Linked DNA regions of Homo sapiens: region 2 is linked to region 1. The links are chromatin loops, found by intact Hi-C in ENCODE. Cell type or tissue: GM12878. All regions are shown on one strand. Links, peaks and the distances in the headings refer to the core of each region. The heading gives the core; the rest is flanking DNA.

Region 1 (14,164 bases), core at 3,806-8,805:
CTGTAGGGACCTTAGAAACTGAGAAGTCGGTTTCATCCTTAGGCACTTAGAGCACACACACTGTACAGCTGGTCACTGACAGGATGGGCTCAGGATGACTCCATGTGGTCACACTTGGGGCCAAAATTTCTCAATAGAGAGGCAGAGAAAATAACATTGTTAAGAAATGAGACAATGTTTGAGATTCTAATAAACCTGAATAAAGCGGTATGGTATGATTTTATCTGTGAACTGGGCTCTACCTCAGTCATCTAAAAATTGTGATTTTGGTTGGGCATGGTGGCTCACGCCTGTAATCCCAGTGCTTTGGGAGGCCAAAGTGGGTGGATCACCTGAGGTCAGGAGTTCATGACCAGCCTGGCCAACATGGTGAAACCCCATCTCTACTAAAACTAAAAAAATCAGCCAGGTGTGGTGGCATATGCCTGTAATCCCAGCTACTAGGGAGGCTGAGGCAGCAGAATCGTTTGAACCTGGGAGGCAGAAGTTGCAGAGAGCCAAGATCGCACCACTGCACTCCAGCCTGGGCGACAGAGTGAAGACTCTGTCTCAAAAAAATAAAAATTGTGAATCTATATGTAAAGCATCTAGAACTTCCCTTGGAACGTGGAACATGTTCTGTGTTATTTCCATTTCTTATCTCTCCAGATTGTCTCCTAAAGCTACTAACATCTAATTATTAAGTGTTGTATTATATCTCCAGATTATAATTGAGGAAAGAGAATTATAATCTAAGAATGACAACAGTAATTTAGGATTTTGAACAATTAGATGATAGACTAACTGTTGAACAGGCGATAGATGTCTTAAGTCCAGGTATCAATACTTCATCTCATTTACCAGGTCCTCCAGGTAGAGGAAAAAAACCACACACATACACAAGCAGGTATTTCCCTAAGCCCTTCTGGGCTTCACTCTGGCTACCAGGTGGCTTCATCTGGCCACTCCTATTTATGGCCATGAATGTTGACCTTCAATCTGCAGCAATTCCTCCAGCACCATAATATAAATCCTCACAGAAAAATGAAAAGGAGCTCTGACCAACTAGTAAAGAAAATCTGATCTAGAACCTCTTCCCGCTTTATCATTTTGTTAAGTTGGTAGATAAGCCCCAAATTCTAACCACCTCCTCCAGTCACATTTCTTTTGCAAACTCCTGTGCATACGTGTGTTTAAATCTGTTCTATTTATGCCATTACTCTTTTATCAGTTTGATTCACAGGCCTTGGTCACAAACCTAAGAGGGTAGAGGACAGCTTTTTTCCTCCCCTACAAATTCAATTTCTATTAGTCTTTATGTAGTAAAACCACTTCATTTTAGAACAAGTAGGAGGCATAAATTAATAAAAGAGTGTTAAGTGCTGTGCACTGAATTAAATTCTAGGCAGCAGTATATGTAATTTTGAGCACTGAAAAGAATCATTACTCTGGTATAGAGACATGGAAGAACAGTGTTCAAATTCACTAGGACTCTAGGTCAGAGGACCAAGAAATTCAGAAAATTTTGCCATTTAAAGTTTCATAGTTCTTTCATGATCCATATACTCCACATCTTTACCTAAAGAGTTACTGTATGGTTCCTATTTTCTGTGGCCTAACAGTACAGTGTCTTGGGGGAAGAGAGGTACATTTAATGTAACCATTTTTTAAAGCCCTGTTTTTACCCAATGGACTTAATTTCTCACTAATACAAGGAAATTTCCTCTCCCATCAAGTGAGTCTCCTTGGCTCACCCATTCTCATTTCCTACTCCTAGTCCTCCTTTAAGTTGAAACACACCACCTCGCCTTTATCTCCACCCAGCACCCTTTCCCCTGTTCCTTACTTAAACCCAAGTACTATCTTTGAGGATAGGGGAAGCCGTATCTCCTTATTGCAGACTTCCTAGTCCTCCTCCCGCCCTTCCTCAGAATTCTGTTCTTGAACTGAAGTCTAGTCTTTAATTTATAAATGCTGTCTCCCCAAATGAGATTAGATATTCCTCAAGGGCAGGAGTTATTTTTTTCTTTATTTTGTACAGAACAGTTCTCTACATCAAGGCGATTAATGAATGCTTACTAAAGTTTTCCTATTTATCAACTATCCATGTGCCTATAGTATGTTAGATGTTGGGAAGAACACAGTGAAATTTACATAGTTCTGCCTCTTGCAGGCTGTTTACATGCAAAGACTACAAACTTGCAGTAGTGTTTGGGCCAGTGTTTTGTTGGGCCAATGCAGTGTTGAAACTGTTCTGAATTAGAATATTTCTAAGCTAGGCATTCACTCTTTGGGTCACATATCTGTTACTCCCTCCCATTCAGCTTCACTAATTTATGTTACCTTCAGCCCCTTGTGAAACACTCTTAATTTCACAACTTTTAACTTACAAGGAATAAATTCATTCTTAAAATACAAGGCTCTTCCCATGTGAGATACTGATTAGAGTTATTTACTACTGCCAAAACTTTTAACATTATAACACCATGAGTGGTTCTACTTCTCAACCACCGACTTAGTGCATGTTGTGCATAGTATACTTACTATATGGAAAGTATAGTAAGAAAGGCTCATTTTAAAATTCTCAAATCCAAGGATAGATAGCGTATTCTAATGAGAAAGAAAACAAAACTGCTCAGCAACATTTTGCTCCCTTAAAAGCAAATGATTTTCAAGCTGGAAAGTATGGAAACCTCACTAAGAGAGAACTAAGGTGCAAGCAGAAGAGGTCATTTTAAAATAGTCCATGCCTTCACATTCTGGTGAATTATATTCCAGGGTACCAAAAGAACCTGCAGATGTCAGCACAGAACTATTCTGACAACCTCTATAAAAACATGGAGAAGAAGGGCAGTCTCAAGAGACTAGAGATTCAAACAGAACTTTTTTCCCCCAGTGTTTTTATTTTTAATATTCAAAATTAAAAGAAAGAATTAGAATTCCTAGACTTTACAGACTAATAGTTTGACATCTATCTCTGGCAAAATTCGAAACTTAAACATTAAACAAGGAAAAATGAGGGGTGGAGGAAAAGACTGCGGATTTCTAGGAACTAACAATTTGCTAAGAATCATTCATTTTTAAACTAATGTTATTTACTTTTGTGGTAGATCAGGGAATATGCAAGATCTTTACTTTTCAGCAAGACATTTTTCTCATAATGTCCTTATGGAGAAGACTGCTCTATGGACTAGAATAGTTTGATAAGAAAGGGCTGAGTCCAGCGAATTCATTAGTTCAAGCAAAATCTACTGAAGGCCAACTAGATTTCCAGCCATTATCGTACTTGGCACTTTCAATACTTTGAATTTTAACAACCACCCTGAAAGGCAGATGTTACCTCATTTTATTGATACTGAAGTTTCTCAAGGTCACAAAGCTAATAGGTATCAGGGCCAGACTCCAAAACCAGCCTCCAAAAATCCAGGACCATTCCTACTGTGCCACAGGTTTCTAGAGGTACCACGGTCACAGTAAAAGGACTTGTCCTATCTATTATCAGTGACTTGAATGTCTGGTGAATAAACTCAGCAAATGTGTAGGTGACACAAAACTGAAAAGTAGAATTAACATGATGAATGACATAAGATTAAAACGTCTATCTAACAAACTGCAAACCATACAGAGGCTTTAAGTAATACAAGCCAAGAGAAAAAAGAAATTCAGATTCAAGAAATGCTTAACTGCATAATTTAAAAATTAATAAAGCCTACCTTTATTTTTGTCTCCTTTGCTTGACAGCAAAGCACACGGGGTATGGAGGTGAGGTTTTTAGTCAACTTCTGAGTATTTACTACAAATGCCAATTAAGCAATAGATTATTTTATTTGAAGATGGCAGCTCATTGCACCCTGCACTGTTTGGGTTAAACTGACTTATTGAATTCAATTTTGGGCTAAGGATCTTTAGCACAGAGAGGGGTCTTAGGTAAGGAAGGAAACATAAAAACTAGTATTTATTGAAGATAACTAACATTTACTGACTCCTAGGCACCTCTACTAAGTACTTTATTAATATTATTAATTTAATCCTCACAGTAACCCTAGGGTTAGACAAAGTATATTATTCCCATTTTACAGATGAGAAACTGAGGCTCAGGGATCTGAAAGGCTGTCAAGCAAAGGAGACAAAAATATTATTTTGTATCACTTTAGACCTTTCATTTCTTAACTATTTTTGGGTCATGGACCCTTTTCAGACTGACTAAAGTTTCAGATCCTTTTTGCAGAAAAATCTTGTTTCTAAGTTCACAGTTGGAGCGCTATTGGCCAGGTAGGACTAATGAGAAACAGGTACTGCTTCCTAAGTGATTGTCAGTTCAGCGTAAACAAGGCCTTGCTAACAACAGAAAAGGAGGAACCCGTCAAAATGTAATGAGCTTCCTGTCACTGAAGTGTTCAATCAAAATGTGGCTGGCCTGTCAGGAGTGCTACAGAGGAGATAATAAAATGGATTGGAGGTTGGTCTACAATTTTAAAGCATCCTTTTGTTACAACATTGTGTGGACCTAAATAAGTAATGATTATAATTTTTGTTTAATGGCAAAACAAAATTAAAAACTGAAATTATTCTTCCAGACCATTCTGCTTGAAAGCAGAATGCCTAAATAATGTTATTTGCCATCTATTTATGATAGCCATGTTAGGTGTTTGAAAACAGCCTCATCCAAAGGGAAAAAGGAATAGCCAACTGTTGATCTTGGTTTGATTTATACTTTGTCATAATAAAAGTAGATTCCCTATTCCTCCGAATTCTTATCTAAAAATTTCCCTGAGAGAGCTGCCACATACACTAGATCCTAAAAAGATGGTCTTTGATAAGAACATTTACTAGTTTACAATTTTATGTTAACCTAATTCCCTAAAGGATAGGGGAAGGGCTGGTGTCAGACCAGAGACAAGAGAGACAACTCCAATTGTTCCGCTTTGCTTCTTTGACCCCTTAACTCATGGCTAAAGGATCTTACCCGTCTACTCCTCTTAATTTCTTATTTGCATCATTTCACCTCAATATTCAGCCTCCCACAGCTCCAAAGAGCACGAGAGCTAATACTTTGCTCATGATATGCCATTCAGAGCACAAGCCTGACAGCTTGGCATATCAATGCAATGTTCACGGGCAAATCTCTTACCTGAAAATCTTCACTCACTCTTCAGGTAGGCAGCAGGGTGGAATTGCAACTCATAATGAGATACCTTTCACTGGGAAGCCCAGAACAAAATTGAAGGGGTAGGGGCTAACTCTTCTCGATTAGGGGACGGAGATGTGAGGCTCTATCCACGGCAGCTGGCTGAGAACGGTCTCGTTTAATTAAAGCCTCCTGTAACTCATGGGTTTCTGCCATTGAAAAATCTAAAAGGCACAGCTGACAAGCAAAGACCGACAGACACCCGCCCTTCACCAGTCACCCACCTCCCAGATGTTCACTTACACAACACGTTGCCCGGCAGCTGCGCGCCCATGGCACGTCCGGACAGCCGTGGGGTCCCGGAGGCAGCCTGCGCTCAGGCCCGGGGCGGGTCTCCGAAGCTCCCGGAGCAGCCCTGTCGTGGGAGGGGGGCTTGCTGGCGTCTGGGCGGGCGGCAGCTGAGGCCGGGCGGGGGCAAAGTGCAGTCCAGCTGCCAGGGCAGCGGCGCCGCCTTCTCGCCGGCGCCCGGCTCAGCCAAGTGGCAGCATGTGGAGGACGGGGCGTCCTTCGGCGGCGCCCGGGCTCCCGGCCCCTCCTCCTGCCGTCGCCGCCGCGCCCGCCGCGCGCTCCTCGCGGGTTCGCGGCCCGCACCTGGCCTCCAGATGGCCGCCCAAGGGCGCTCGGCTCCAGGGCGCGCCCTCTGGGAGCGACCCACGAACTTCGGGTGGCAGAGGGTTGCCTCGATACTTCCTCAGGCGCAGGGTCCGAGGCAGGGGCGGGCGGAGCGGAGCTGGGCTGCCAGCCGGTTGGTCTGGGCCACCGCCCTCACGCCCCCCGCAACTACCAAGCAGCTGCCGGCGCCGCAGCGGGAACAGACCCGCAAAGGTCAATGAAAGCAGAAGCCAGCGAGGCATCGCAGAGGTCAATGAAAGTAAGAGCCAGCGAGGCATTTCGCTGGCCCTGCCCCTGGTCTCGGCCCCCTGGGCTGCGAACTCTCCTGAGCTCCGCCCTGGTGAGAGGGGGCGCTGCCCTCCAAGGCCTCTCCCCCGCGGGGCCTGCCTTGGGACAACAGGTGCTGGGCCGGGGCACTGAGCCCGCCTGCAGGGGGCCCCGCAGCCTGGCCGCGGCCTTCCCAGCTAAGGGTTCTGCGCTTGGGCCGGGCAGAGCTGCCAGACCTGCTTTGACCTGAAACCCCACTCTCGCAGAGCTAGGCCAGGGATTCCGCCCTTCCCACCTCGTTTGCACCATGAGTATGCAGAGCAAAAGTGTTGGAAGTACTTAAACATTTAAAGGACATATCCATTTTATACTTTTCCATACAGAAATACTCAAGAACATTTTCCAAGCGTGTTTCTCTTTCAAACAAAGTATCTCTAAAGGCCATTTTCTCACTCTTTAAAGCATTGAATACCACTGCCTCAAAACATGGCCATTATTGAGTTACACTTCCCCGCACAGTCCATGTGATGCCTGCATCTGCCCAGCATGATTTCTAGCAATAGTAAAAGTCCCAAGAGAACTACAAAAGAACCATTATTTTCCTTGTGTTCTACAACGGATTAGTCAATGCGAAATTCATGCTTGAAGGGACCTTAGTGATAATTTTGACTCCACATTACAGATGAGGACACAGAGGCCCAGAGTTCAGCAGTACAACGAAAGAGAGTGGAACTTAAAAAACTAACAATCTATAAACTGAGACTTAGCTCTTTGAAGGTACATTATAGTAAAAAATAAACCTAGATTGCAGAAGAGTTGAGAAGTTTAAGTTACACAAAAATCTATCCCAGAATCTCAGATTTTAAATGAATCAAGCATTCTTATTTTTATCCAGGCTTAAATTAGCTAAGGTTATATACAAACCCAGTGGCCCAGAAATGTAATTTTTCTTCATGCTAGTATGATTAATGGGATTGGAGTTGGTACATCCTGACAATCATAGAATGTAAGTATACCTATATTAATTGATTTTTCTGATAAGTATCATTTTTTTTTTCTTTTTTTTGAGATGGAGTCTTGCTCTTGTCGCCCAGGCTGGAGTGCAATGGCGCAATCTTGGCTCACTGCAACCCCCACCTCCCAGGTTCAAGCGATTCTCCTGCCTCAGCTCCTGAGTGGCTGAGATTACAGGCGCCTGCCACCATGCCAGGCTAATTTTTGTATTTTTAGTAGAGACAGGGTTTCACCATGTTTGCCAGGCTGATCCCGAACCCCAGACCTCAGGTGATCCATCCGCCTTGGCTTCCCAAAGTGCTGGGATTACAGGTGTGAGCCACCGCACCCAGCCAGTATCAATTTTAATGTATACAAATTGATTATACTTACATAAAACAAATTATTCAGTTCTACATATTTCAGGCACACCATGCTAAATAATTATGCTCAAATGCAAGGTTCCACTTTTAGGCCTAGTTCTTCACTTAAGTTATGTAATTTTCTTGTGCTCTTCCTTCCCCAGCTTTAAACTTCTATCAACCTAGTGCTGGAATCATCCTTAGGAGACCCCTGGGTTCCACACTGAGGGGATGGCGTCAGTTCTTGATGTGATCTAGGCAGAGGAGACACTTAGAAATTTGTGTTTTTTACTTCCCAGTTACCAGGTCAGAAGGAAAGAAAAAGTGGGTGAGAGTCTCTGGCCTCCATCAGAAGAGAAACCCATAAACTTGAAAATTTCTTTCACTCAGTTTGAGAACAAATTGGACCAGCCTTTGGTCTACAGATGAAGCGGGCCATGAGGGAGCGAGGCCTACACACCGAGCCAAGCTGCTCCTGCCAGGCTGGAGCCTGACCCTTCCTTCGCCATCATAGGGCTGGCCAAGCTGGTGGGGGAGACCCAGGTCAGGTCTGGCAGGGATGACTAAGGGAGGACCTAGCCCGTGGCCTCTGCCATCTGCCCGGCTGCCCTCATGGGTGTGCACTGGAGAGAGTAGAGCAGGAGGGACAAGCCTGGGGCTGGTGGGGAGACCGCACCACCACCCTTCTGTGAGTGGCCCTCTCTGCTCTCCTCTCTGTGGGGCCTCTCTCAGGTCCAGGCCAGTGTGAACAGGTACTTGCAGGTTGGGCCTGGAAAATAGCCTTGACTTCTCTCCTCAGGACTGCAGGCCATGCTTCTGGTCAAGATGGTGCCATGTAAGACTTGGAGGGAAGATGCGTCGAGGGAACTTGGCGCCCTCTGCCCCTGGGATTCGGGAAAGCTGGCTCTCCTCCCAGCTGCCCAGCCTAGAACTGGGAGTCAGGGCATAGCATTTCTGCCCCTCTGTCCTCACCTGGGCTTGAACAAGGATAGAGGCAACAGGAACCAAGAACTCCTCAAACTGGTGGTGGCAGAGACAAACTGCAGGATTTTGAAAGTGCTGAGATAACTTTTTAAAAGCTGGGGAATGAAGTGAAAGGGGTGACGAAGGACCCAGCGATGGCCTGAGGTGAATGTGGTTAGGGTGAGGGGCCGTAGCAAGTGTTTAGTGGTTTTGTTTTCTCCAGAGTTCATAGAAGTAAAACTCATAAAAACAGCAATGATAAAATCCTGGAATTTGAACATAAGCAATCTCACCCTAGGGTCCATGCTGTTGACAGGAAACAAATACTGAGCTGGATTGAGGATTGCATTTTAAATAGTAAACTTGCAGTTAGCAGAATCAAATCAAGGCACTCACATACTCTTTGCTCTGTAAAGAACTCCCATTTCCATCCCCAGCCCCATAAAACTTCCACGTCAGACAGACAGACCACAGAGGTACATAGCTGACTCCCGCCACTGGTTTCTCTACTTAAACGAGCACCTTTAACTTCCATTTTTGCCTCAGGCAGACCAGTCAGAGCTTGCACCTCTGGGAGAAGCAAGGGAGGTTATGCCGGCGAGGCAGAAGGGACCTCCTTTCTAAAAGTACTCTAAGCAGTGAGATGATGTGGCCTTGTCAGGAAGGATCCGGGCCCTGGGATTCACTTGTCTGCCACTGGGGCTCTTACAAGCATATCAGAGAGTCAAATGTCTCAGTTGGTTTTCTGATAATGAAGTGGTGAGGACTGGAGAGGGGGATGGCATAGTTTGCGAGTGTTCATTCACATGGAGGCTAGAGAATTCACGTACGCTAGAGAGAGGTAACGCAAATCACAGAAAAGATTTATAAAGAATAGAAAATGACACTAACTCCCCACCTGCTCCCACCACCTCCACCCCTACCCCTAGAACTTATCTCAGGTTACAAAATAAGAAGCCAAAGCCAACTGAGTGGGTAGAGGAAAATGTAAATGCAAACAAGATAAACTTACTGAGGAGACAGAAAAAAAATACCATTATGGGATATGAACCCTGATAGAATAGCACATAGGTATGACCATTGAGGAAACTCATTTTTAGATTCTACCTCTTTGTTTCTCATATAATAACAGTCCACTGGTCTAGGGAAAAAAAAAATCTTTTAGTGGTTATTGGAAAACATGGCTATTTCTTACATATATTTCTCACTGATTCAGGTTTTATGTGCTAGTTTTTGTGTGTTCAATCTAAAATGGCCTCTCCAAAACAGTGAACTTACCTCGTATTTGCTAAGATTTTATTCGGATTTGGCTGAGAGGCCCAGATATCTTCTCTGAGTAGGCAACAGACACATTTTCATGTCAGACCCTAATTAAGGCTTTAGGATACAAAGCTTTAAAAATTCAGAAGCAGAAATGGTGTATTGATTCTTTAACACTTTCTGTAACTCAAGACACCTAAAAATGTTTCTTGATGAAGAACTAGGAGTGGGTATGAAAATGATGTCTTGGCCGGATGCCGTGGCTCATGCCTGTAATCCCAGCACTTTGGGAGGCCAAGGCAGGCAGATCACGAGGTCAGGAGTTTGAGACCAGCCTGGCCAACATACTGAAACTCCGTCTCTACTAAAAATACAAAAAAATTAGCCGGGTGTGGTGGCAGGCACCTGTAATCCCAGCTACTCCGGAGGCTGAGGCAGGAGAATCGCTTGAACCTGGGAGGTGGAGGTTGCAGTGAGCCGAGATCACACCATTGCACTCCAGCCCGGGTGACAGTGCGAGACTCTGTGTCAAGAAAAAAAGAAAATGTCTCATACTTTACTCCTGAAACTTTTCCTGAACTATTTTTTACTACTCCTAGTTGTTTCTATGCCCAAGCAGGCTTTAAAACCTTGTTGTGAACCTTAATGACACTGTGGGAAAGACCTCTTCTTGTTTACCATTTTCCCAGAATCAAATTGCAAATCATTAGATTACCTATATAGCCAAACAAGTGAAAATGTAAACCTACCAGCAGAGTTGCTGTTCTAGCCCATTCTGTGCTACTGTGACAGAATACCTAAGACAAGATAATTTTTAAAGAACAGAAATGTGTTTTCTCACTGCTCTGGAGGATGGGAAGACCAAGATCATGGCACAAGCAGGTTTGGTAGGTTTTCTGGTGAGGGCTGGATCCTCCAGAGGTGGGGAACCCTAGCTAAATGCCACAAGAAGCCTCGTTTAAAGGGGTTTTAATCCCATTGACAAGGGAACAGCTCCAAAGGCCTAATCACCTCTTAAAGGCCCTACCTCTTAATCCTATCACATCGGCAACATCTGAATTTTGGAGGGAACATTCAAACCATGGCAGTTTGCCATTATAATATTTTAATATATATCATGATATGCTTAAAAGCTCTTATGAATTAAATTTTCCAAATGGTACTGTAGGCCATTGTAGTCTTACTCATTATGTCACTGAAGTGAGAAGTGATTGACATTATCTTCCTTATGTGGAAGACAAAAATCAAATAGCCCCTCCAAGCTTCTCACTCCTGAAGAAAAAAATTCTTTAGTTTTTCTCACAGAATTTCCTTTACTCACATTTTGTTAGGCTGCTCTAGACCCATTCTGGTTCTCCAGGTGTAACTAAATGTCCGGCAACCCAAACTAGGGAATAGTTCCAAATAAGAGTTTAATGCAGAGCATGAGACTATTGTGGAATAGTATCTCCTGACCGTGTAATGTATAATCCAGTTCTGTTCATTATATTTACAACTATATAAGCTGTCAACTATACCATCAGTCTATTTCTTCTCACTTGTTTGGTTCTTAAAGTTGTTCTGCATTCCTTTTTGTGTTGAGTTTGGTCTTTAAGTTTACTGATGTGCATCTGTCCGTAAACAAGCCTCATCTTCCTATACAAGATCTGTCAAAAGATCTTTACGCTGAACTTAAGTACATTTTGAAGTCTTTAAAGCATCATTAATAGACACTATATTTCTATGGTATAAGTAGATTTAACAATCCCCAAAGAGGTAGACGTGCCTGGAAATAAATAAGCGTCTGATTTTGTTGTTGTTGTTGTCTTTTATGGTTACCTATATTTATTCTACCACCCCTACCCCCACCACCAAATTCTGAGCATCTTGAGGATAGGAACTATGTACTCCATGTAATCTATGTATCTTATGTGCTTATTTCCAACACCTGACACAAGGAAGGCATGAAATGTTTGTGGAGTTGGGCATGATTCTTTGCTTTGGTGCTTTATATAATTTCATCTCAGTTTAAACAGAGAAGAACATTACTGCTTGGGCCCATGAATCCAAGCTTCTATAAGTCTTCACCTGCATTTATTTTGATAACCATTTTTGGCATCAAGATGGGGCCAACTTTTATTTGCTTACAAATGTGAGTATAAGACATTGTTAAAAGTCATATAAATACTGCAATAACCATTGGTCCAAAATTTGCTATTTCAAATTTCATATTATATTGTATGTTCTGTTTTTTTTACTTAGGGCATATGTGCCTTTCAGTATGAGTCACTTTCCATTGTTTCACTGCCTTGGGTGTTAAAAACAATCTGTCCCAATTTGATCAACATAGTTTAGCTTCTCCCTGGAATTATGGACTTTCACATATTTATTAGCTCATGATTTTTAAATTAAATATTTGACTAATATACCTTGAAAGGGGGCATAGCCACATAACTGAAGACATTAGAATATTTATCCTGAAGAAGTTAAGGAGAATGAGAAGAGAAATCTGAGGGGTATTCATATGGACAAGGGACTGTATTTAATCTGCGCTGCTCTGATGGGCAGTACGAGAACCAGCAGGAAGAAGTCATGGCAGTGTTGGAAGTAAATGCTCAGTGCCACCAAGTGAAAACAGTCCTCAGGCAAAAGTTTTCTCAGCAAGGCAATTTACTTCTATAGAAGGGTGTGTTTTGTGGATGGAGCAATGGCGAGAGCACACCAGACACGGTGGGGGAAGGGGGTCTTATTCCTAATGCAGCTAGTCCCTACTGCTATGTTTTTCCCCTATTGGCTAGGGTTGGACCACACAGTCTAAGCTAATTCTGACTGGGCTATTTTAAAGAGAGCAAAGGTAGGAGCCGGAGTGGCAGGGTGAGTAGTTTTGGTGGGAGGGATGGTTACAGAGCAGGTGACTAAGGATGACTAAGGACAGAGCAGGTGACTAAGGACAGAGCAGGTGACAGAAGCTAGGAGGGGGTTGTTTACTGAAACTAGGGGCAAGAAGACGTAAAGAACAAGAAAGTCAGACTTTAAGATGGAGAACAAAGAACAGGGAAGCTGAACATACTGACATATTGGTTCTTTGGAGAGAAACTCAGAACTCACTGTACTTAACAATTTTCTCGATCTTGAATTTTAAAGGAAGTTAACAGGCTAAACTTTGAAGAGGAATTTACTGTATCCTCCAGCAGGGAGTTCTGGATTTAATTAAGAGAGGACTGTCTATTGGTTATAACTTAGAAGACGATGGTCTGGTTTGTGAAATGGTGAGCTTCCCTTTCAACCAGAAGTCAGATGATCTATCTGGGAAGCTATGAGGGAGATTTTTACAAAGAATAAAATTTCTCAAAGCCAAGATTCTATCATTTTAGGAGTTGTTTCACAATATAAATTCACGTGCACTTGGCATTTGAACTACATTCACCCCAGTACTACAGGCATTATCTTGACGTCTTACAGTGTATGCCCTCTATGAGGACAGAGTGAGTTCTGCTGTGGTCCTTGGCTAAGGAGGCAGCTTTCAATCTTTTGAACATTTTTTCTTAGAGAGCAAACCAACTGCCAAATGTTGAATGAATTGGTACTCATGAATTCCAGATAATTCAACATAAGAAACTATCTATGTACGAATATTTTATGGTTTGTGATATTTCACTTAACTGCTAACCTCATCAGATGTAGTAGAGAATTAACTCTAACTTAGAGATAATAGTTACTATTTATTGAGCATCTACTATGTGCTGAGAACCATAACAGCCCTTCACATGCCATCTCATTTTTATTTTATTTTATTTTTTTTGAGATGGAGTCTCTCTTTGTCACCGAGGCTGGAGTGCAGTGGCATGATCACGGCTCACTGCAACGTCTGCCTCCCGGGTTCAAGTGATTCTCCTGCCTCAGCCTCTGGAGTAGCTGAGATTGCAGGTGCCCACCACTGCACCCAGCTAATTTTTTTGTAATTTTAGTTGGGACGGGGTTTCGCCATTTTGGGCAGGCTGGTTTCCAACTCCTGACCTCAGGTGATCGGCACGCCTCAGCCTCCCAAAGTGCTGGGATTCCAGGCGTGAGCCACTGCACTTGGCCATGCCATCTCATCTAATTGTCACACTAGCATTGTGAGGTATGTATAATTTCTGTTTTAAATATGAGAAAATGGAAAAAATAAGGTAACTGTTAATATGTGCTAGAACTTGAATTTGAACCAGGCCTGAGTCCAAAGCCAGTGCTCCTTCTATTATTCTGTGTTGCTTTCCAACATCTCAGGTGTCCTCAGAATGGCCTGCTAAATCTGGCCCTAGTTCTGGGCAGCAAACCTCCTATCTAATTCCTAATCCCTTAATTGTCATGAGCAGTATCCATTGTAAAGGTATGGAGATTTGAAAAAATGATGGGTTGTCAACAAAACTGGTGGACTTCTGATGGTAGAATATTTGGCTTGAATAGGGTGATAAAGTATTCAGAACAATGATATTTTCTAGGTTTTCTGTGTTTCTGGACAACGATCTATACCATGGATGTTATATTTCATATTACATTGGCAATTCCAACATAGAGCCAG
Region 2 (16,616 bases), core at 11,617-16,616, 190 kb before region 1:
GAAGAAAAAATGTTGAAAGTCAGGAAATGGGGAGAGAGCAGGGAGAAAGCCCCTACATGAGAACAGAACTTCAGAATTTTTCCTCAGGGAAGAATATAAAGGGGAGATCTATGATCAGAAAACCATAATACTGGAGTCTAACTGGGAGCCAGGGTGAGGGGGAGAGGGAAGATGATTACTTTGGGACCTGTTGTGTTCCATGGACTGGCAAGACATGGAGGTGGAAATGGCCAGTGGGCAGTTGGAAATGTGGGTTTGGAGTTGAAAAGAGAGATTAGGGCTTTTTCCTATTCCAATTTATGCCTTCCTTCCTTTCTTCCTTTTATAAATTTGGGGATCAAATATATAGTCATAGTTGAAGCTGCAGAAATAGATGGTATCTTTAGGTGAAAATGCATAAAGAATGTATATATTTTTAAGTATACATATTAGGCCTGGCATAGTGACTCACGCCTGTAATCCCAGCACTTTGGGTGGCTGAGGTAGGTGGATCACCTGAAGTAAGGGGTTCAACACCAGCCTGGCCAACATGGCGAAACACTATCTCTACTACAAAATATAAAAATTAGCCAGGCATGTTAATGTGTACCTGTAATCCCAGCTACTCAGGAGGCTGAGGCATGAGAATCGCTTGAACCCAGGAGGCAGAGGTTGCAGTGAGCCGAGGTCACGCCACTGCACTCCAGCCTGGGCAACAGAGCGAGACACTGTCTCAAAAAATAAAATAAAATAAAATAAAATAAAATAAAATAAAATAAAATAAAATAAAATAAAATAAAATAAAATAAAATAAAATAAAAGTATACATATTTGAATTTTACAGCTGGGAGTGGAAGCTCATGCCTGTAATCCCAGCACTTTGGGAGGCCGAAGCAGGCGGATTGCTTGAGCCAAGGAGTTCAAGACCCGCCTGGCCAACACGGCGAAACCTCATCTCTACAAAAAATATTTAAAAATTAGTGAGGTGTGGTGGCATGCACCTGTAGTCCCAGGTACTTGGGATGCTGAGGTGGGAGGATTGCTTGAGGCTACAATGATTACATCACTGTTCTCCAGCCTGGGTGACAGAGCAAGACACTGTCTCAAAAATAATTTTATACTTAAAAAATTTAATATAGGGTATCTGATTCATCATGAATACTAGATATCACGGCTGGAATCCCAGAAAAAAAGGTCATCTAGATTTTACTTAAATGTGTCTAATATCTGTAGGATTAACAGCAGTTAGAATGTGGCTCATTGTGTGGCTGGACAGCTCAAATCCTTCGAAAGCTTCTTGAAGTTCAAACTTCTATTGAGTTCACACTTCTCTATAATGTTTCTCACTGACTGTAAAATACAACTATTTAAACTTTTTTCTACTTTGCATCATAAAATCATACAAGTCAAGTAACACAGTGGCCTTCACTAATTACATACAATTGGCCAACTAATCTCATCAGCATATGATTAGTTCTAAAGAAAGCAATAGAGTATTAAAACAACCTGATTTACCTTTTTTACGTATTAGATTTTGAAAGACTGATATCATCTAGTGTTGGCAAGGATATAAGTAACGAGCATTCTCATCCTCTGTTGATGAGAGGTTGTTTTGTTTTGCTGCTATGTTGTCCAGGCTGGTAACTCCTGGGTTCAAGTGATCCTCTTGCCTCAGCCTCCCAAAGTGCTGAGATTACAAGCATGAGTCACCACACCCGACTGATGAAGGGTTAATTGGTGTACCTTTTCTAGAGGGCCCTTTGTCAATAGGTACCCACATTTAAAATGTACATATTTGATCTAGCAGTTTTACCTCTAAACATTTATCTTGGCCAGGCACAGTGGCTCATGCCTGTAATCCCAGCACTTTGGAAGGCCAAGGCAGGCATATCACCTGAGGTCAAGAGTTTCAGACCAGACTGGCCAACACAGTGAAACCTCGTCTCTACTAAAAATACAAAAATTAGCTGGGCATGGTGGCAGTCACCTGTAATTGCAGCTACTTGGGAGGCTGAGGCAGGAGAATCGCCTGAACCCTGGAGTCGGAGGTTGCAGTGAGCCAAGATTGTGCCACTGCACTCCAGCCTGGGCGACAGAGCAAGACTCCATCTCAAAAAACAAAAACACAAATAAAAACATTTATCTTAATGAAACAGAGAATTGTTCAAGTATGTACATTATCAAGCATGTTCATTGGCTCTTTATTTCTTGTAAACTTTTGAATTGATTTAATTATTCTTCTAGACACAAGTCCTTCATCAGATATGTATTACAAATATCTTCTGCCATTCTGTGGTTTGAATCTTTATTCTTTTACTCATAGAAGAAAAACAATTCTAGGAACATTGGCTAAAATGTTCTCAGTAGCTATGCTTGAATGTTGGATTTTTCTCCTCCTTTTTACTTCTCCATATTTTTCCAGTTTTTTAAGGATTATTTAATGACAATTTAAAACACAATAAAGGGAACGAATTGGTTAAGGAAGATGGTTTATTTAAAATGATGCAAGCTGGGCGCCGTGGCTCATGCCTGTAATCCCAGCACTTTGGGAGGCCAAAGTGGGTGGGTCACTTGAGATCAGGAGTTCGAGACCAGCCTTGCCAACATGGTGAAACCCCGTCTCTACTAAAAATACAAAAATTAACCGGATGTGGTGGTGGGCACCTGTAATTCCAGCTACACGGGAGGCTGAAGCAGGAGAGTCTCTTGAACCTGGGAGGTGGCAGTTGCAGTGAGCCAACAGAGATCACACCACTGCACTCTAGCGTGGGCAACAGACCAAGACTTTGTCTCAAAAAAAAAAAAAAAAGGGTCGGGCGTGGTGGCTTACACCTGTGTAGTCCCATCATTTTGGGAGGCCGAGGCAGGCAGATCACAAGGTCAAGAGATCGAGACCATCCTGGCCAACATGGTGAAACCTCTTCTCTACTAAAAATACACAAAAAATTAGCCGGGCATGGTGGCACGTGCCTGTAGTCCCAGCTACTCGGGAGGCTGAGGCAGAGAATCACTTGAACCTGGGAGGTGGCAGTTGCAGTGAGCCAACAGAGATCACACCACTGCACTCTAGCGGGGGCAACAGACCAAGACTTTGTCTCAAAAAAAAAAAAAAGGGTCGGGCGTGGTGGCTTACACCTGTGTAGTCCCATCATTTTGGGAGGCCGAGGCAGGCAGATCACAAGGTCAAGAGATCGAGACCATCCTGGCCAACATGGTGAAACCTCTTCTCTACTAAAAATACACAAAAAATTAGCCGGGCATGGTGGCACGTGCCTGTAGTCCCAGCTACTCGGGAGGCTGAGGCAGAGAATCACTTGAACCTGGGAGGTGGAGGTTGCAGTGAGCCCAGATCACACCACTGCACTCCAGCCTGGGTGACAGAGTGAGACTCTGTCTCAAAAAAAAAAAGAAGAAAAAAAAAATGCCGGGCGCGGTCTCACACCTATAATCCTTGCACTTTGGGAAGCCTACGTGGGTGGACTGCCTGAACTCAGGAGTTCCAGACCAGCCTGGTCAACTTGGTGAAACCCAATCTCTACTAAAAATACAAAAAATTAGCCGGGCGTGGTAGCTCTTGGCTATAGTCCTAGCTACTTGGGAGGCTGAGGCAGAGGAGAACCACTTGAACCCAGGAGGCAGAGATTGCAGTGAGCAGGGATCCTGCCACTGCATTCCAGCCTGGACGACAAAGCCAGACTGTCTCAAAAACAAAAACAAAAAAACATGATGCAGTTAAAAAGTGACCCATTGAAGAAGTTAGCCAAGACAAGATGTTTGCCACAATTTGCCTTTAATGTTGCATCTGCACCTGCACAAATCTGCTAGAGACACCTGGTGGAGAGTGTTGATAGGTTTACAGCAAGTGTTAGAATGTGCTGAATGTACTTGCTTACTTACAAGATGAGAAATGTACTAATGCACATCCTGGTTCCCTTATTAACTCAGCTTTCAAATAACTGGAAAGAGCCTTCAGATGGGGCAAGCCTAGCTTGCAAGTGGGCTGTGTTTGGGCCTCACTAGCAAATATGACAAAAATTTAGATAGAACAAAAGACAGTAAATTCAGAAGTAGAACTGGGACTTATTTGGGGCTGGCTACATAATTTGTGAGACCTAGTATAAAATGAAAATGTGGGGCTCCTTGTTCAAAAAGTAGGGAGAAAAGTATCCTTACAGGCACATAAAGGAAAAAGAGTTTTACTCTCTTCCATGGTCTCTCTCAACTTGACATGGTTTTTGGGTTTTGGGAGTTTTGTTGTTTTGTGTTTGTTTGTTGCTGTTTGATATCATTATAGATAAAGAAAAATAACAATTTTAATGATTAGTCTGAACTTTAATATTCATGTTTACCTCATGCAATGCCAATTTTTCTTTTTTTCTCTCTCTCTTCTTGCTCTGTCGCCCAGGCTGGAGTGCAGTGGTGCCATGTTGACTCACTGCAACCTCTGCCTCCCAGGCTCAAGTGATCCTCCCACTTCAAACTTCTGAATAGCTGGGACTACCGGCATATACCATCACGCCCAGCTAATTTTGTATTTTTAGTAAAGATGGGTTTTGCCATGTTGACCAGGCTGGTCTCCAACTCCTGACTGCAAGTGATCCACCCGCCTCGCCCTCCCAAAGTGCTGGGGTTACAGGTATGAGCCACCGTGCCCAGCCCAATGCCAGTTTTAAATGCAGATTGGAGAGTATTTAACTCATATGTGGTATCACCAAAATTACATAAATCATTTTTCACAGTTCACACATGAATATATATATTGTTCTTACCATAACAGTGAAAACATTGCAGGAAACTAACTCAACTCTTTTTATTTCACTTCTTGATACCCCGGCATTCTACCAGCCCTCCCTACCTTCAGCTTACTGGCAAGGAACTGAAAAGGAAAGGAACTATGTGTGGTCCTATCTTTACCTTTCCTTTTGTGCCATCATTTCAGCCTATGTGATTGGCTAATATAGGAAAATAGCACAAATAAGAAAGGACATGGGAGGTTTCCTTAGTTTTCCTGTTTCTTAGAATGCCATTGCCTTGTTTTTGCTTTGGAAGCAGGTTCTGGTTCTGGGAACTGTCAGTGCCCCCACTTGCTCAGTCATCAGCAATGTAATGCACTTACCATGCACTTGCTTTGAGTCTCATTGAACCCCCATACAACATAGGTCCACAAGAATTCTGTGCTCACAGGTGCTGTGAACCCTATGTGACCAGAACTGCAAGGGGACGAAGCACACACATTTTGTACATTTCTCCTCCTATTTGGTATGGCTACAATAAGAAGATGATCAAAGTATGATTTCAGGAATCACATGGTTTATTGCCATACAAAGAGATTCTTTTTTTTAATGCTCAAAGAGGGGGGAAATAACAAGAACAAATCTCGCAGAGATTATACTCCGCAGATGAGGTACATTATCCACATAATTAGTTATAATTTCATTTCAAGTCCAGTGATTACAGTTTAGTTGCTTAGAATGGAAGTAGGCCTCTGTGGATGTGAGGGAGATCCGAGACAACTTGTAAGATCCCTGGACACTAGCAAGTGGTGCCAGTGCTGTGTGGGCTGGCGAGGCTTTGAAAGCTAGCTCAAAGGCTGACAGAGATTAGCCCTGTTGCAGCCTGAGCTCTCAATCTGTCTGCCAAAATCTTGGGTTTATATGTGTTTTGGAGTCTAGTCGTTGAGGCCAATAACTCACATATGTGGTCTGGAAAAGTGTGATGTAACATTCTGACAGGGAAGGGGACTATGCTCCATGTTCTTATCACAGCAAAACATCTGTCACTTAACGCAGAAAGTGTTTGGAATATTTTCAGAGCTACGTAACACCTCCATTCATGCACATGCTCCATTGCCCCTCCATTCACTTACAAAACTTATGAATTTGAAGGTAAAATTTTTAAGAACTTCAACATGGCAATAGCAGAACCAAGCATGGCACATTTTTGAGGGTGGAGCTTTGTGAGCCGGCACAGGTCATAAGACCATATAGCCAGCCCAGGACTGGTTTGCTTTTTGCAAATGGGTAAAGGGAGAAAGCTCTTAATCCTACATGTTCAAGGCTCCTTTAAGATGAGGAACTTTGAAAATACAGGCTAGAAAAGAAAAATCATATTTAGAATTATAGGCATTTTGTTAGAGCCAGAACTTGGGCTAGCCTTGAGTATCAGATAGAAATAATAAATACATAAAACCTGTTTTGGCTGGGCGCGTTGGCCCATGCCTGTAATCCCAACACTTTGGGAGGCTGAGGCGGGTGGATCACCTGAGATCAGAAGTTCAAGACCAGCCTGACCAACATGGTGAAACCCTGTCTCTACTAAAAATACAAAAATTAGCCAAGTGTGGTGGCGCATGCCTGTAATCCCAGCTACTCTGGAGGCTGAGTCAGGAGAATCACTTGAACCCAGGAGGCAGAGGTTGCAGTGAGCCAAGATCATGGCATTGCACTCCAGCCTGGGCAACAAGAGCGAAACTCCATCTGAAAAAAACAAACAAACAAACAAACAAAAAACCTTTTTTAAAGGTGTCCATGATCAAAACAGCCGCTCCATCAGACCAGTTTCAAAGGTCTATTTGCATGCATACCCAGGCTTTGAGTTCCCTGGCATTTTAGGAGGACATTTGCAGTTACTTAAGTTTGCTTTAGAAACATGTTTTTCAACCTACCTGCCAACCCAGGTACAATTAGAGCTGCTCAGCATGAATGGTAAAGGTAACAACTTACTGTTTATGCTCTCTTTTTGCATTTAGCACTTAAAGAAAAACATAAAGAAGAAAACTTGGAAATAGGAAGAAAAATGTAGAAAATGTTTGTTTGTTTCTTTCCCATTTGGGCAAACAGCAAATGTGTGCCTCCGTATTTTATCTTTTCTGCCATGGGATGGGCAGTGCTGTTTTTGGTACAGTAGGGGTGTTTAAAGGCTGATGAAAATAACAGCATACTCCGGGCTGTGAATATGAGGCCAGGAGTCATGCCCAGTTTGTGGCCTGCGCTGAGTGTACAGACTCCTTAAGTGGAATGGCTCAGCAGAGTGTATGTACACAGTAGAGATGTGACATAAGCTCGTCTGCATTCTGAGCACTCAACACACAGAGGCAGAAGGTGTGGTTGGAGAGGAGGGGTCAGCAGGCGTCCAGGCGAGTTGCCAGGGTCAAGATTCTCAGCGATTTCTCATAGGTCTCATGAGAGGAATAACTGTACTTGCATTTCTCTTTTATTTCCATTATGCTTTTGTTGCTAGGAAGTTCCTTTTCCTTATCATCTTGATGAATGCACATATTTAGGGCACTTTTAATTCTTTGGGAGATGAAGTGGATAAATGCATCATAAGTAGATAAGTCAATGTGGGTAAGAGTTTAAATTATCGGGCTATGAATGTCATGAGACCTCAGTGATAAGTCCAAGGGATGTAATCAGAGGGTAAAAGCTGGGACAGCTCAGTTGTGGTGAGTGATAGAGATTGCTAGTTGTCCTCAAATGCCTGTTTCCTGGGTGCTAAAACTCCTAGTTTTTGGCTGCGTACATGGCTTCTGAGAATGGAAGCTTCCCTTGTAGCCGCGTGTACTCATGTGACAAGGTTCTGGCCAAAGGAATGAAAAATCATTCACCCTTTTCTTGTTCTTTGTCTTTCCCTCTATCTTGCTGCCCAAAATGCAGATCCTGTTGTCACAGTCTGGAGATGGGAGAGCAGTGAGATGGAAGGAGCGTGAGTTCCTGAGGACTTTAGGATAGAGCCGCCTTTCAGCTCTGGACGCACTTACCACTCCATTTCCCTTAAGCGAGGGAGAAATCACTTCTATCTTACTTAGGCCATTGTTATTTTGTCATTTCTGCCTCTCCTAGATAAGCCTATTGGTTACTGATACAGAGTATTACTGCAGACTTATTCTTGCTGGACTTCCTCCGAACACAGGGCTCCCTTAGGGACCTGTGTTCATTGAGGTTCAATAGTTTGTTTTTCATACTCCAATCATTTTAACACAGCAGAAAACCCTTTACGAAAATACTCATGCCTTGGCACTTCACAATCTCATGCCAGGAGCCTGTTACAAAAGGGGTCAGGAGCCACAGCAAAAGATTGGCAACTGATACCCAGTACAATGATCTTCAGACTCTACTGAGTGTAGGACCCAGTCCTTAGGAACAGTTGGGCTGAGTCAGAGATGATGCTAAGTAGAAGCAGATGGCTGGCGGAGTAACAGGCAAAAGGAAGTGTAGAAAATGTATTAAAGGCTGGGCGCGGTGGCTCACGCCTGTAATCCCAACACTCTAGGAGGCAGAGGCGGGCGGATCACGAGGTCAGGAGATGGAGACCATCCTGGCTAACACAGGTGAAACCCCGTCTCTACTAAAAATACAAAAAATTAGCCGGGCGTGGTGGCAGCGCCTGTAGTCCCAGCTACTCCGGAGGCTGAGACAGGAGAATGGCGTGAACCCGGGAGGCGGAGCTTGCAGTGAGCCAAGATCGCGTCACTGCGCTCCAGCCTGGGCGACAGAGCGAGACTCCGTCTCAAACAAACAAACAAACAAACAAACAAAACAAAACAAAACAAAACAAAACCCTACAAATGTATGATTCCATTTATCTGAGGTACCTAGAATAGTCAAATTCATAGAGACAGAAAGTAGAATGGCGGTTGCCAGTGCCTGGTGGGGGGATGGGGGAAATAGGGAGTTATGTAATCGGTATGGAGTTCGGCAGATGAAGAAGTTCTGGAGATGAATGATGTCACTGGTTGTACAAGAATGTGAATGCACTTAATGTTACTAAACTGTACACTTAGGGTTAAAATGGTACATTTTAGGTTATGTATATGTTACCACAATTTTTTTAAGTGAAAAACCTGGCTGGGAGTGGTAGTTTATGCCTGTAATCCCAGCATTTTGGGAGACCAAGATGGAAGAATCACTTGAGCCCAAGAATTTCAGAACAACCTGGGCTACACAGTAAGACCCTGTCTCTACAAAATATGTTTTTAAGTAAAAAAAAATTATCAAAGATGCTTAAAGATAAGCAAATCTGAATGATTTGGGTTTTATACTTTTCTTTAGCTGGGTGGTTTATTGAAAGAACCAAAAAAAAAAAAAGTAAAATGGACATGAGTCAGGCACTAACAGACAAAAATTGAGGGTTTAAATCAGTGCTGTATAGAAATATAATGCAAGCCACACATGCAATTTTAAATTTTCTTGTAGCTATATTCACAAAAGCACAAAGAAACAAGTAGAACTAATTGTGGCAATATATTTGATTTAACCCTACATACCCAAAATACCATTTCACATTAGAACCAATATAAAGAATTATGATGTTCTTATTTTTAAATAAAATTTAAACATTATTTTAAAATAAAATCCAATGTGCATGTTCACAGCACATCTCAATTCAGACTAGCCACATTTCAAGTGCACAATAGCCACCTGAGGCTAGTGGCTACCATTTGGGCAGTGTAAATCTAGATTACCTGTAGATTAGATAATGATTCTCAGGATAATCTGCATAATCAGATCATAATCATTAGAATTTAAAGAACCATAGCACTAAACTGCCACATGCATGGCCTACCTCATGGTATATTAGTGTGATAAATTGATTTTTAAAAATCTGTCTTGGTGGAAAAAGAAACAGCTACAAATTTCCGAGTTTAATGACACTCCTGCCTATATCCTAAGGGAAATAATGTATGAACTCTGTCTTTTCATTATTTTGCCTACCTTGATACGGTTATTTAACCACATGATGAGTTTGTCCCAACACCTGTCCTACTAATTTACTATGGTCATAGTTTGAGCTTGTTTGAAAGATTGAGGGTGATAAGCCATCTTGACATAGAGCTTCCTGCTTTTAGAAATACTTGACCCAACGTGGGTGAATTTAAACATTGCGTCTCAGGCAACCCATTCTCAAATCCAGCTGGAAGGACTGAGCTTTTGCTATAGGGAGAAATAGCCAGTTTCCTTGTATTCTAGTTATTGTAAGCTCTCATTCTTTCTCTGTTCCATGAGAGTGGAAGAAAAGTGACTTAACCATTACTTTCCCCTCTTACCTCTTTATAGGGCTGATAGCCAGGACTTGAATATTAGCTTTGGTAATATGCCAATGCTTGTTCTGTCACAAAAGTCCATGGCTTACTTTCAACATTAAAGTGGTTGTTTGACATTGAGAATTTAACTGACCAACTGTAGGACTAATTCTCAGCATTATAGCAAAGGTTTCTGAAGTGTTTTGGAAATAATGGGTAGAAGTAAAGATGTAGTTGATACTGCATATTACTTCTTGTTCAGCTTCTGAGCCTAATTCCTTCTGTCCCCACTTATTTAACACTGACAATGTGCCTAGGCAATGGAGATACATAATATATGAAAATCCCTGCCTTTTTGAAGCCAACATTCTAGAGGGAGAGACTAACAAGACAAATTAACTTCTATAAGGAGGCCATGGGTACTATGGAGGGCAAAACAGGGAAGGAGATGGGATGTGCAGGATGGGGTGGGGAAAGGTGGGTGGCAATAAGTGAAGATCATACTGATACAGTGACATTTGAGCAAAGTTTTGATGGAGATGAGGGAGGGAAATGTGCTGATATCTGGAGAAAGGTTTCCAGTTAGAACAGCAAGTGCAAAGGTCCTGAGGCAGAGGAAGCATGCTTGGCAAGTTCAGGGCACAGCAAGAAAGGCAGTGTGGCTGTAACAATGTGAACAATCTTAGCCTATTGGGCTGCTATAACAAAATGTCATGAACTGAGTGGCTTTTGAACAACAGAAATTTATTTCTCACAGTTCTGAAGGGTGGGAAGTCCCAGATCTAAGCAGATTCAGTGTCTGGTAAGGGCCTGCTTTCTGGATTACAGACTGCACCTCTTGCTGGCCCTGACGTGGTGAAAGGGTCAAGGGCTCTCTCCCAGGCCCCTTTTATAAGGGCACTAATCCCAGTCATAAGGGTTCCACCTTCATGACTGGATCACCTCCCAAAGGCCCTGTCTCCTAATACCATCACCCTGGGGGTTAGGATTTCAACATATGAATTTGGTAGGGGAGGGATACAGATATTTAGACCATAGCAGAGAGTAAGAGAAGATGAGAAGGAAGGGTGGAATGTGGGCCTTATAGGCTATATGAGGACTTTGGCTTTTTCCCTAAGAGAGCCGAGGAAACATTTGGAAGCATTTTTTGCCTTTCCTTTTTAAATTTATTTCTTTTTATAGGTTTAGGGGCGTAAGTGCAGTTGTGTTATTTAAATACATTGTGCAATGAAGTCTGGGCTTTTAATGTACCCATTACCCAAACAGTGCACATTGTACTCCATAGGTAGCATCTCATCCCTTACCTCCTTTCACACTCCCACCTTTTTAAGTCTCCAATGTTGATTATTCCACTGTGTGTCCATGTGTACCCATTATTTAGCTCCCACCTTTATGTGAGAACCTGCAGTTTTGACTTCCTGTTTCTAAGTCATTTCATTTAGGATAATGGCCTCCAGGTCTATCCGTGTTGCTGTAAGAAACATGATTTTTTTTTATGGCTGAGTAGTATTCTATATGTATATACCGCATTTTTAAAAAATCTATTCCTCCGACGGTGGACACTTATGTTGAGTCCTTAACCTTGATATTGTGAAGAATGCTGTGATAAACATGAGTGCAAATGTCTTTTTGAGGTGATTATTTTGTTTTTCCTTTGGGTAGCCCAATAGTGGGATTGCTGGATCGAATGGTAGTTCTACTTTTAGTTTTTTGAGAAATCTCCATACTCTTTTCCATGGAGGTTGTACTAATTAATATTCCCATCATCAGTGTATAGGCATCTCTTTTTCTCCACATCCTTGCCAACATCAGTTTTTGTTTTTTTTACTTTTTAATAATGGCCATTCTGACTGGTGTAAGATGGTATTTTATTGTGCTTTGGAGAATTTTGAACAGAAGAGGGACATGATCTGATCTGTGTTTGAAAAAGATCACTCTGGCTTCTGTCTTGAGAATGAACAGTATGGAGGCAAGTTAGAAGTTTATTGCAATAATCCAGGTGATGCATAAAAAGGCATGGAGCAGGGTGGGGTATAGGACAGTGATGTGGAATAGCTGAATTCTGGATATATTTTTGAAAGTGGAGACCAGAGAGTTTCCTGAGTGATTGCATATAGGTTGTGAGAGCAAGAAAGGAAGGGATGTTGACTTGGATTCCCAAAGACTGCTCTTCTTGATGTGCAGTTGAGGCTCTCTTTGTACTACTCTGTGTCTAAGTGACCTGGCAGACTAATCTCTCTATCCATCCTCCTGTAAAACACAGACTGATGCAAAAGACACTTGACTTTCATGGCCAAGAGGCTCCTCTGTAGAACACCCCTCCATCACTACCTCCAACTCCTGTTCCCATCAGATAAATTGCCTGCATACCAAGAATTGTTGACCGGGTGCAGTGGCAGCACTTTGGGAGGCCAAGGCGGGTGAATCACGAGGTCAGGAGTTGGAGACCAGCCTGGCCAACGTGGTGAATCCCTGTCTCTACTAAAAATACAAAAAATTAGCTGGGCATAGTGGCAGGCATCTGTAATCCCAGTTACTAGGGAGGCTGAGGCAGGAGAATTGCTTGAACCCGGGAGGTGCAGGTTGCAGTGAGCCAAAATCACACCACTGCACTCCAGCCCAGGTGACAGAGTGAGACTCCATCTCAAAAAAAAAAAAAAATTGTTTACTTCTTTCCACAACTCTATATTCCAATTTTATTTCTAATAATTAAATTAATATAACGTAAAGTAATGGAGTGTGGGTTTGAAAACAAAGAATTGGAGGCTTTAGTAAGTGTGGGTAAAGGTGAACCAAAAAATTAGTTGGTAAGAAAACTGTGGCCAGGCGCAGTGGCTCATGCCTGTAATCCCAGCACTTTGGGAGGCCAAGGTGGATGGATCACCTGAGGTCAGGAGTTCGAGACCAGCCTGGCCAACATGGCGAAACACTGTCTCTACTAAAAATACAAAAATTAGCCGGGCATGATGGTAAGTGCCTGTAATCTCAGCTACTCAGGAGAGTAGCTGAGATTTATGCTCAGCTACTGAGGCAGGAGAATCACTTGAACCTGGGAGGCAGAGGTTGCAGTGAGCCAAGATCGTGCCATTGCACTCAAGCCTGGGTGACAGAGCAAGACTCTGTCTCAAAAACAAACACCACTGTAAAAATGGAATATTTTTAAGTTCTTCCTCTACAGAAAATAAAACTAGAAATCATAGTCACCTGGTTGTGGCTTCTGCAAGAAAAACAATGCAGACCCATCAGAGGCACATGCTTAAAGAAAGGGCTTTGGCTTTTCTGCAAAGATTGATGGTGAATAATATACATTATAGATGTTCACAGAATATAATGATTCCCTCTTCCATCCAGCTTTTGACCCCTCCAATTGAGAAATTTGAGCCCTAGGAGTTCGAGACCAGCCTGGGAAGCATGGCAAAACCCCATCTCTACTAAAACACAAAAATTAGTCAGGCATGGTGGCATGCACCTATAGTCCCAGCTACTTAGGAGGCTGAGGTGGGAGGATCGCTTGAGCCCAGGAGGTTGGGGCTGCAGTGAGCCATGATCATTCCACTGCACTCCAGCCTGGTGACAGAGTGAGACCCTATCTCAAAAAAAAAAACAAAACAAAAAAAAAAAAAAAAAAAAAAAACGAAAAGAAATCAGTATGTTAAAGAGATACCTCCACTCCCATGCTCATTTTGATATTATTGACAATAGCCAAGATATGAAATCAACCAAGATATGAATGAATGGGTAAAGAAAATGTGGTATTAATATGTATACACAATGGATACTATTCTGCCATAAAAAAAGAAATCTTGTCATTTGGATGACCCTGAAGGACATTGTTAAGTAAAATAAGCCAGGCACAGAAAGACAAATACCACACGGCCTCACTTACACATGGAAACTGAAAAAGTCAAACTCACAGAAGCAGAGAGTAGAATGGTGGTTATCAGGGGCTGGAGTGTTTGGGAGATGTTGGTCAAAGGATAGAAAATCCTAGTTAACAGGAAGAATAAGTTCAAAAGATCCTATGACGTGGTGACTATAGTTAATAACAACGTATTGTTTACCTGAAAATTGCTAACAGATTTTAAGTGTTCTCACTACACACACACACAAAAAAATGTAAGGTAATGTTAGTTTGATTTAGCCCTTCTGCAATATATACATATGTCAAAGCATCATATCATATGACATAAACATAATTTGTCAAAAATTTTTAAGTGTAAGGACATTAGAAAATAAGATTGTTATTTTCATGCATTTGTAAATAGAGGATCTGTAGAAACATCCTTTGGCCCCCAGGGGGCGTAGGGCAGAATGAAGTCAGAGCCGAGGATTTGATCCCTGCAGTTGGCACTCTCTGGTTACCAGGCCTGCCACAGAGAATACAGAAAAAGTACTTTATGTCCACTTCAGAGAACATTCACTGTGGGATGCTGGTACACAAGGGTTGTATATATCTAAAGTCCACCTCTGGTTTTTGGTAAAGTGTAGTAAATATGCAAAAATTGCAGAAACCTCTACTCATTGTACTCTTTTGCTTCTGTGTGTGTATATGTGTCTTTCTGTTTGTCTGTGTCTTTCACTGTGTATGTGTGTGTGTGTGTGTGTGTGTGTGTGTGTGTGTGTGTGTATCCCTGTCTCTCCCTGTCTCTGCAAAGGGGGAGCCCACAGTGTTCCAGGCTTTACTTCCTATAAGAAATACAAGAATACTGTTAAAAGTACATAAACTTGGCTAACTTACGCAGATTAAGTTCTAAATGTTCTGCCAACAGGCTAAAATTGCAGATTTTTCCCTTCGAGAGGAAACAAAACTCAAGCAAACCCCTCCTGTATTCTCCCTTATATTTCAGAGAAATTTCTATCGCTTAGATGTTTAGCATAGTTTTACTAATTTAACAGGATTTTTTCCTCGTTCATCAATTTTTTTTTTTTTTTGAGACAGTCTCGCTTTGTCACCAGGCTGGAGTGTAGTGGCACAATCTCGGCTCACTGCAACCTATGCCTCCCGGGTTCAAGCGATTCTCCTGCCTCAGCCTCCTGAGTAGCTGGGACTACAGGCACACACCACCAAGCCCAGCTAATTTTTATATTTTTAGTAGAGATGGGGTTTCACCATGTTGGCCAGGATGGTCTTGATTTCTTGACCTCGTGATCCGCCCGTCTTGGCCTCCCCAAGTCCCGGGATTACAGGCATGAGCCACTGCTCCTGGTCAATATTTTATTGAAATGTTTCAAGCAGCACTAACAGCACAATATTCACTGTAAGAATTTCATACACCAATATAATTGCTGCATGAATGTCATTTATTGAAATTAACATTATTATGAATACATAATGGAAAAATACTCCTCAAAAGAGGAAGGTGAATGTTAACCAGCAACAGGACAAAGCCATCCTCAAAAGACAGAGATAACCGAAACAGTTTCACAGTTCAGTTTATACAGGTACACCGGGGTTAGAGTTCCTCTAGGTATGCGTCTCTGCAGGTGCCAGGTTTTGGACCAGGAGGCTCAGGAATGTCTCCAGCCGCTTCCTGGATCTGTATGCAATGAGTCCTCCCTTGTTGGCCCACCGATCCACCCCAGCAGCACCCTCATTTTCCACGTGGTACACCAACTGTGGCAAATCAAGCCCTGTTTCTGGATTTCTTTCTAAGCATTCTTTCAAGTCTACTATTCCCCCACCCATGGCCCTCAGTATGGCATGAGCAGCACAAGAGTCCCATTTGAATGTGGTATCTTCTGAAAAGATGTAAATGTCAACGAGGCCTTGGACAACACATAGGCTCTTATAACCAGCCCCAGCTGCCCCAAATATGCGATCTCCACACACACGTGACAATGCAGCTTTGATAGTCTCCTTTTCACTTGTACTAATTACGGCTGAAAAACTGGGGGAGAATGCTGCCTCAGAGCCGGTGTTTCCAGTGTGTGTTTCACTGCCGTTTCTTCTAGAGATGGTGAGCTGTAGTGAATGCATGTTGGTCCCCATGTAAGAAAGGCCCCAATAGCACTGTCCTTTCCACCTGTAGAAGAAAAATTTCAATTGGTGATGATTATCACATTTGTTTTTCATTACTCATGTCACTTTCAAACTTAATGATACGAAGAAATACACAATTCATCATAACATGGTGAATCTTAACACCTTTAAGTCTAGGAATAGATATCAGGTAGCTAGTTTATTTCAGAAAGTTACTTATATGCATGCAGCTGCCTGAGTTGTTGCAATTAGAAATGCTTTCAATTTTATGGCATTATCACATCAATCTAGGACAACACTAAAACATTTATGGGGTTTCCAGCTTCCAGAACCATTGCAAAATTTCATTACAACTTTTAGTATTTAAAGTTTAGTAGGGAAAAAGGAATAGAAAAGTGATATCTCTTTTTGATCTGCAAATATTCTACAATCCCTATAACAAGTTTTTCTTTATTTGGTAACTCCTTTTCATTCTCTTATTCACTAGTTTCACGTTGGCTTCCAACACAAAGAAAGATGGACTCAATGTTATTAGTTTTGGCAACCACAATAATTATAGCACCTTCCCTTTATCAATGCTTAACTTACTGTCTATGTTGTTACATATTTACAGATAAGGAAACAGGCTTAGAGAAA

The links. A loop is a pair of places that touch in the nucleus more often than their neighbours do. Peaks named below come from ENCODE experiments on the same cell type or tissue, not always from the same donor. Only the 100,000 strongest peaks of a DNase experiment are listed, where the experiment ranks them.
Region 2: a loop joins it to region 1, with 2.6 times the contacts of the local background. A loop is called at or near these places in 2 of 110 quality-filtered maps.

Annotation. Positions count from the first base shown.
Region 1 is chr2:190,172,356-190,186,519 of GRCh38, reverse strand. AKAP19 (A-kinase anchoring protein 19) reads right to left here and starts at 5,657. Exons shown (of 2, transcript NM_001042519.2): 1 at 5,411-5,657. RefSeq lists an enhancer at 4,904-5,703 and silencers at 5,482-5,931, 6,202-6,301. In GM12878, for the core only: a CTCF peak has its summit at 6,179 (motif pointing right); DNase peaks (open chromatin) are centred at 4,294 and 6,609; H3K4me3 peaks cover 2,339 bases; H3K27ac peaks cover 403 bases.
Region 2 is chr2:190,370,251-190,386,866 of GRCh38, reverse strand. INPP1 (inositol polyphosphate-1-phosphatase) reads right to left here. Exons shown (of 7, transcript NM_001128928.2): 7 at 15,202-16,023. The coding sequence ends at 15,465. Among named protein-coding and RNA genes, the nearest start is that of MFSD6, 30 kb to the left of the region's middle. In GM12878, for the core only: a CTCF peak has its summit at 14,294 (motif pointing right); a DNase peak (open chromatin) is centred at 14,430.